2 separate regions of the Homo sapiens genome follow, and region 2 is linked to region 1. Evidence: read pairs that join two places in POLR2A ChIA-PET (ENCODE). Cell type or tissue: OCI-LY7. All regions are shown on one strand.

Evidence for each region. ChIA-PET counts read pairs that join two places held together with the same protein. Peaks named below come from ENCODE experiments on the same cell type or tissue, not always from the same donor. Only the 100,000 strongest peaks of a DNase experiment are listed, where the experiment ranks them.
Region 2: POLR2A ChIA-PET joins it to region 1 with 9 read pairs; 2 of 35 experiments call an interaction of 5 or more read pairs at or near these places.

The regions. Positions count from the first base shown.
Region 1 is chr14:77,242,163-77,246,162 of GRCh38, forward strand. It overlaps TMEM63C (transmembrane protein 63C), which reads left to right. Exons shown (of 24, transcript NM_020431.4): 14 at 185-307; 15 at 741-894; 16 at 2,187-2,293; 17 at 3,778-3,864. Among named protein-coding and RNA genes, the nearest start is that of MIR1260A, 22 kb to the right of the region's middle. In OCI-LY7, a CTCF peak has its summit at 3,883; DNase peaks (open chromatin) are centred at 729 and 1,889; H3K27ac peaks cover 1,715 bases.
Region 2 is chr14:77,381,226-77,385,225 of GRCh38, forward strand. All of the region lies in intron 2 of SAMD15 (sterile alpha motif domain containing 15), which reads left to right. Among named protein-coding and RNA genes, the nearest start is that of SAMD15, 5.8 kb to the left of the region's middle. In OCI-LY7, no CTCF peak of the experiment used is centred here; no DNase peak of the experiment used is centred here.

The DNA of each region.
Region 1 (4,000 bases):
CCTTAGGAACTGTCCACCTCTAAGGTCCTGAAGACATATCCAAGGCTTCAAGAATCCCCAGGAAGGGGATGAGCCCCCATCTGTAGGACCACCATAGTGGCCCTGAGCTCCTGGCATGAGACCCTCCTAAGCCCATCCCCCCACCCCCAGACCCACATTTCTTCCTCTTCTCCCCTCTCTGCAGTGTCCGTAAGGATTACAAGTATGTCCAGTGTGGTGTGCAACCCCAGCAGTCCTCAGTGACCACCATCGTCAAATCATATTACTGGAGGGTCACTATGGCCCCACACCCCAAAGACATTATTTGGTAAGCCTCCTCCATCCCTCCCCTCTCCTCTGAGCTCCTCTGAGACTGAAGAAGGCAGCAGGACAGGGCCTTCTCTCCCCATGTCATTGCCCAACAGAGACTCCAAGGGGACTAAGTTCCATGCTCTCCTAAGCACCACAACCTGTGTGTATGCCCAGACTCATTCCCACAAGTGTGGGTGGCATCCAACCCTTAGCAAAAAGGCTTTTCCTGCAGAGGGAACTCAGGTCCATTTTTTTTTGGCTCTATGCTCTGGATCCTTTATAAATGGTGTGACAGGGGACGGTCCAGGGTCCTGTTGCATGCAAGTCTGGGCCCAGGAGGCTGGATTAGACCAGGGCAGGCTGGGTCCACAGCTGGCCTGCAGCAAACAGCACGTGGGCTCTAAGAACTGATGTCTCTAAATGTGCCTCCTTCTTCCATCCTTCCCCAGGAAACACCTGTCTGTCCGCCGCTTCTTTTGGTGGGCCCGCTTTATCGCAATCAACACCTTCCTCTTCTTCCTCTTCTTCTTTCTCACCACGCCTGCCATCATCATGAACACTATCGACATGTACAACGTCACCCGCCCCATCGAGAAGCTGCAGGTGCCTCCTCTGCTCAGGCCAGGCCTGGGGACCCCAGGGAGATCAAGGAATAATTCAGGCGAGGATGGGATGGGGGGAGCCCCCTGGGAGGGGGCTGTGGAGCCCATACAGTGCGAACATTGTGGAGGTGGCCATGGTGCAAATGGCGGGGTAGGGCTTGCTTTGTTCTAAAGGGATGAAGGTGGGTGACTGCCAGTCTTAGGGACCAGGGCTAGAGTGGGAAGGGAGAGTGGGGAGTCCACAGGCAGGTCCTGGGGTGAGTTGGAGGGGGTGTCGTCCTGTCAACATGGGCTCAGAGGTCTTCATGAACGGGGTCATCCCAGGCCAGCTTGGGGTCCAGAGGGTGTGGCAAGTGTGAGTGGCTCTGCTCTCTGCAAGTTGTCCGAGGCAGCAGGCTCCTGGTTTGTGTAGTAGGGTTAAAGGTGAGGAAGAGTGAGGTAAGCCCCAACGCAGCCCTCTCAGAGAAGTGGGAGCTCAAGATCTGCCTCCACCTCCCTCATCTCCAGACACCTGCACTCCAGGCTGGGAGCCCTCAGCCCTGGAGGAACCATCTCTGAAGTTAGGGGATGCCTCCTGCTGATGGTGCAGGTCAGAGGGATCCTAGCCCATTTCCAAATTCTTTAGCCTCAAGACTGTTACTAGGAGCCTAGAAGGTCTCTTCTTCCATATTCTCGCCATCCTCATTTCCAACAACACACATGTGCATGCGCACATGCACACACTCACACAAAGTCAACACACACGCATGCACACACACGCACACATGCACAGTCAACAGACGTGTGCATGCACGCACACACATACAGTCAACATGTGTGCATGCACACACGTACACACACACACAAGTCAAGCCACACCACTTCTGCTGCTGATTTTTGTTCCCCTTTGTCAACTTTGTAATAGGCCCCAGACCCCACGCATCCTGGGAGGGCCACAGCTCTCCCTGGGGACTCCTCCATCCTCCCCTCCTCCCCCGCTCACATGTCATCACAGCAAAGGCAATTTGCTGGGGTTGCACTCCTGGCTAGCTCTGGCCTTAGGAGGAAGTCACTCAAGAAAGCTCAGGCTGCCGCTCCAGTGACCTCAGCATAGAAGGCCTAGCTGCTTGGGGACTCCACTTGACCTTGGGTGTCAGCCTCTGCCTGGCCAGGAAAGCCAGTGAGAAGGGCCAGGCCCCTTGCAGCCTCCAGGAGAGCAAGCCAGCCCTGGGAGTGAGTGGGAGGAGAAGAAGCAAGGGGAAGAGGATGCTTGCATTGACGTCTCTCCTGCCGTCCTCCCCTCTCCCCCTGCAGAACCCAATTGTGACCCAGTTCTTCCCCTCTGTGATGCTCTGGGGCTTCACAGTGATACTGCCTCTGATTGTCTACTTCTCCGCCTTCCTCGAGGCCCACTGGACCAGGTGACCTGGGGGCCTCCTCTCGTAGCCCTGTGGTTTCTCCAGCCTCTTCCCCTGCCCTGGCTTCCCCGCCAGCCTGGCACTTGGGCCTCCCCTCTAGCCTAAGAAGGAGAATTGATAAGGGATGGTTTTGATACCTGAAACCATCCCCAAAGACCAACAGGTGTTCTGTCTTTGGAAGGAGGGTCTGGGTTGACTCTGGGCCCCTGGGTTGCTGAGATAGAGCCACTGTCTAAGAGTGTGGGGCCAAAGCCAAGCCCTCCTTGAGCTTCTCCCTCAGCCCCCAGCCATATCCTGAAGGCATGGAGCTGTAGGCATGAGCTAGGCAGTCCCAGGCATTCCATGCAGAAGGCACAGGAGGAAAGACTTGTGTGGGAATGTCAATAGAATGCTTTGGCCACACAGAGGGGCCCACAAACTCACTATGACTGTCATCACATATGGCCCACACCATGCCAACCTTTTACCCAATCAGGAGCGTTCCCATTTGTTAGCCTTGATGGTTCTATGGTGGCTGCTCACTGGGTAGAAAGTATTTGCCATACCCTGGGCAGGTGGCAGTACTTTGGCTTGAAAGCTGCATGCATCTCAAAAGTTATTTTCCGCACCAAAAGTTCCTACTATTCCACCAGGCAGCAGCCAAAAGGTTTGTCCTAACGGAAATCCTTCCTGGCCTTTTCCTCTGGCCAAGAACAAGACTTATATTGATGACTGAAACTGCAGGGATTTTTAGTATTCTTGGTAATGTCTCTTTAACACAGAGACATCAACTATATGGCACATCTGTGCCTTCCCATCCCTTCCCATGCCCAGCACAGACATCACTAGTGGATCATGCTGTTCTTTCCTGATGCTCCCAGATGCAGCACAGCTCACAGTGGTGTATGGAGATGGCATCGGTATGCACAATTAAACCAATTTCCCAGCCCAGACCTCTACTCTGCGTATGTCTGTATTAGCCAGTTTTCACACTGCTGATAAAGACATACCCGAGACTGGACAATTTATAAAAGAAAGAGGTTTCATTGGACTCGCTATTAGTCCATTTGCACTCTGCTGATAAAGACATACTCAAGACTGGGTAATTAACATAGGAAAAAGGGTTTATTGGACTTGCAGTTCCATGTGGCTGGGGAAGCCTCACAATCATGGTGGCAGGCAAGGAGGAGCAAGTCACATGTTACGTGGATGGCAGCAGGCAAAGAGAGCTTGTGCAGGGAAACTCCCCCTTGTAATACCATCAGATCTCACGAGACTTATTCGCTATCATGAGAACGGCATGGGAAAGACCCACCCCCCATAATTCAATCATCTCCCACTGGGTCCCTCCCACAACATGTGGGAATTATGAGAGCTACAAGATGAGATTTGGGTGGGGACACAGAGCCAAACCATATCAGTGTCTCTCTTCCTCTCTATTACATAGTTAGGCCTTTGGTTCTTATTAGGCCACGTCCATTGATGAATATCTCTCTGTTTCCTTCTAGATCAAGTCAGAATCTGGTCATGGTGCACAAGTGCTACATCTTTCTGGTGTTCATGGTAGTCATTCTGCCCTCTATGGGACTGACCAGGTACCTCACTTCCAATTATCCCTTCCTTCTTAGCCAGGCTCTCTTAGAGTTAAGACCTCCTCTTTCAGATACTGTAGACCTGCCTGTGATTGCTGCAAACCCACTCCTCAAAGACAGCCCCATGCCTGTCATGGGT
Region 2 (4,000 bases), 140 kb after region 1:
GCTGCCTAACTTTGAAACAAGCTACATTAACCACTCTGAGCATCAATTTTCTAAAATCTCCAGCACCAACAGTTCATGATTATTCTCCTTTGCATAACAGTACCCTCCATTTGTAGTGCTTTGCAATTTACAAAGCATCACAAACAATCTCACGTGTAACCTCTCCTTTAGTACCCCACCCCAATAACCCTCCAAGAATGGACAGTTCTTGGCATAACCATGGTTTTGCTCAGCACACCCATGCCCAGAAATGTACCACCTCAGTGGTTTCCAAACTTGGGTCGTCTTCAGAATCAAATGAGATTTTTTGAAAAAGATACATTCCTAGGCTTCATCCTCCAGAGATTTTGATTCATTAGGGCTGGGTAGGCCCTGGAATCTCTTCCCTAGATGACTCTTCAACAGGCCTTATAACCCTAAAATTCCATAAGTCATATGGTTTAGAAATAAGAAAACTATGCTTGTTAATACCTGAGTCCTTTTACTAGCAAGAAGATATAACGAAACTTTTTAAATTATTAAACATACAGTCCTAACTGAGCGTTTACTTTCTTAAATTCTGCTAATAGCTATGCTTTGCTGAGAGCTTACTGTGTTTGGGGCCTCTTATATGTATTATTTCACTAATTCCCATTTTATAGAAAACTGGGGCCCAGAAAGGTGAAACAACTTAACAAGCTATTCAGATAATACGTTTTTTCTGTTTTTTGTCTTTGTTTTTGTTTTTTTTGAGACAGGGTCTCGCTCTGTCACCCAGGCTGGAGTGCAGTGGTGTAACCTTGGCTCACTTCAACCTCCATCTCCTGGTTTAAGCGATTCTCCTGCCTCAGCCCCCCAAGTAGCTGGGACTACAGGTGTGCGCAACCATGCCCAGCTAATTTTTTCTTCTTGTTGTTTTTTTGGGGTTTTTTTTTTTTGAGACCGAGTCTCACTCCGTTGCCCAGGCTGGAGTGCAGTGGTGCGATCTCAGCTCATTGCAACCTCCACCTCCCGGGTTCAAGCGATTTTCCTGCCTCAGCCTCCCGAGTAGCTGGGACTACAGGCGCGTGGCACCACGCCCAGCTAATTTTTGTATTTTTAGTAGAGATGGGGTTTCACCGTGTTAGCCAGGATGGTCTTGATTTCTTGACCTCGTGCTCTGCCTGCCTCGGCCTCTCAAAATGCTGGGACTACAGGCGTGAGCCACCGCACCTAGCCTAATTTTTGTATTTTTAATAGAGACAGGGTTTCATGATATTGGCCAGGCTGGTCTCAAACTCCTGACCTTAAGTGATCTGCCGGCCTTGGCCTCCCAGAAGTGCTGGGATTATAGGCATGAGCCACCACGCCCGACTTATATTCAGATAACAAGTTTAAGAGCCAGGATTTAAGTCCATCTTGTGTGACTTCCCAATCCATGTTCTATTTAACTGTATTGCCTAAGTGAACATTTTTGTTACCATAAACTTCCATGTACTATAAACATTATGATGTGGAAATGATCCTTTATTTATTTTATTTATTTTTTTGAGACAGAGTCTTGCTCTGTCACCCAGGCTGGAGTGCAGTGGCTCGATTTCAGCTCACGGCAACCTCCGCCTCCCAGGTTCAAATAATCCTCCTGCCTCAGCCTCCCAAGTAGCTGGGATTACAGGCACGTGCCACCATGTCTGGCTAATTTTTGTATTTTTAGTGGAGCCGGGGTTTCACCATGTTGGCCATGCTGGTCTCGACCTCCTGACCTCAGATCCACCCGCCTCAGCCTCCCAAAGTGCTGGGATTATAGGCATGAACCATGCCCAGCCTGGATCATTTATTATATACTTGTATTTCCAACCATGCCCTCACTTAACTACCAAGTACTGCCAGATAAATATCTTGTTCTTTTTATGTTCAAAGATAATACAGCTGTTTTTATGAACTCTAATTTCTACTTAAGGTATAATGAATTTTCTAGATAAAAATAAGGAACAGGCTGCTCTGCCTACGGAGCAGCCATAGTCCTTGACTTTCTTAATAAACTTGCTTTCGCTTAAAAAAATAATAATAATAAGGAACAGAATTAGCAAAATAGTAACCTGTCAAATTCCTGGAACATTTAAGTACCAAGAATTTCAGCTTTTTATCATGAGAAGGCATTTTTAAGAGTCAGACAATTCATTCAGCTCCCTTGGTATTCTAATTCCAAAAGTACAATATCAACATGCAGTAATAAAAATTCTAATTATAGTTTTTCTTATCTTGCGAGACACAAGAGGTTTTAAAAATCTTCTGAAATCCTCAAGAGTAAATGACGAATCCAGTGGTCTGTCCTTTTATCTAAGAAATTTGAATAAGCAAACTTTGAGATACTCATTATCACAGTCACCTCAGACAAATGTGGCCTTCCCTTGAGGTCACTAGAGTAACATAAAGACCAAGACATCCAAAGGTTACGTTAGATAAGCTTTGCTTGACACTTAGACCCACATGAAAAAGCTGATTATGGCCAGGTCTGGTGGCTCACGCCTGTAATCCCAGCACTTTGGGAGGCCAAGGCAGGTGGATCACCTGAGGTTGGCAGTTCGCCTGGCCAACATGGTGAAACTTCTTCTCTACTAAAAATACAAAATAAAAAAATTAGCTAGGCATGTTGCATGCCTGTAGTCCTAGCTACTTGGGAGGCTGAAGCAGGCGAATAGCTTGAACCTGGGAGGCGGAGGTTATAGTGAGCCAAGATTGTGCTCTCCATGAACTGCACTCCAGCCTGGGTGACAGAGCAAGACTCAGTCTCAAAAAAAAAAAAAAAAAAAAAAAAAACCTGATTATGCTCTAAGACACAGGGTAACTTCTAGGAGGTCATACATGCTGTAGCTGTCTTCCTTACTGATATACACAGCTTTTAAAATGTCTCCATTGTACTTACAGCACCTAGTTCACCCACAATTTATCCCATAACAACAGTTAAATAGTATAGTTATCTTTTTCATGCTGAGTCTCCCATATCATCATTTATGGACTTTTGGGAGAATAGAAGGAAGGAAGAGCGAGCAGATTGCTTGAGAGTGTGGAATTCTGGACATGCTGCTAAGAATCTGAACAGCATTGCCACTGTGCACCTCCTATACAAGCCTTGCAGTTAATTTATGGCCATTTTCTGTTATCTTCTCAGCCCTTCTATGTTTAATTGGAATTCTTCTGTAAGGAATTCTTCTACATTTAATTGTCCCCTTTCTCCCATTTTTTAATCCATTCAGTCATTGATATTAGTGTGGACTTATGGATATTTATTTTTGGGGTTATAACCCAGTTCTATTGCTATTTATTTTGTTGCTCAAATTGTGCCATCTTTCACCATTGGGGGCTCTTTTAAATTGGCTCTTGTGGCCTTTTGACATGTCCTCCCTTTTTTTTAAAGCATCTCCTTACCTTCTGGCAATATAAGTTGCTTCGGACTCATCTTATATTTTTCCTGCTGCAGCCCCAGAATCAGCCATGTTTCTAAGGAGCCCTGGTTGATTTTATCAGAGGATGGTATTTAGAAACCAAGACGTGGACACTAGTTGTGCTTGTTGCTACTGAGTGTCACTGCTTCTATGCACTCTTAACAGAAAGATCTAGGAAATAAATGTATATATACTAACCCATGTGTACACAAATATCTATCTTATTTCGTATCTATCTGTGTATATACATATGTATTAAAATAAGCATGGGGGCCGGGCGTGGTGGCTCATGCCTGTAATGCCAGCACTTTGGGAGGCTCAGGCGGGTGGATCACCTGAGGTCAGGAGTTCAAGACCACCTGACCAACATGGTGAAACCCTGTCTCTACTAAAAATACAAAAAATTAGCCGGGCCTGGTTGTGCGCACCTGTAATCCCAGCTACTAGGGAGGCAGAGGCAGGAGAATCCCTTGAACCTGGAAGGCAGAGGTTGCAGTGAGCTGAGATCATACCACTGCACTCTAGCCTGGATGACAGAGTGAAACTCCATCTCAAAAAAAGATTGATCTCTCTGATATCTCTAATCTAACATCACA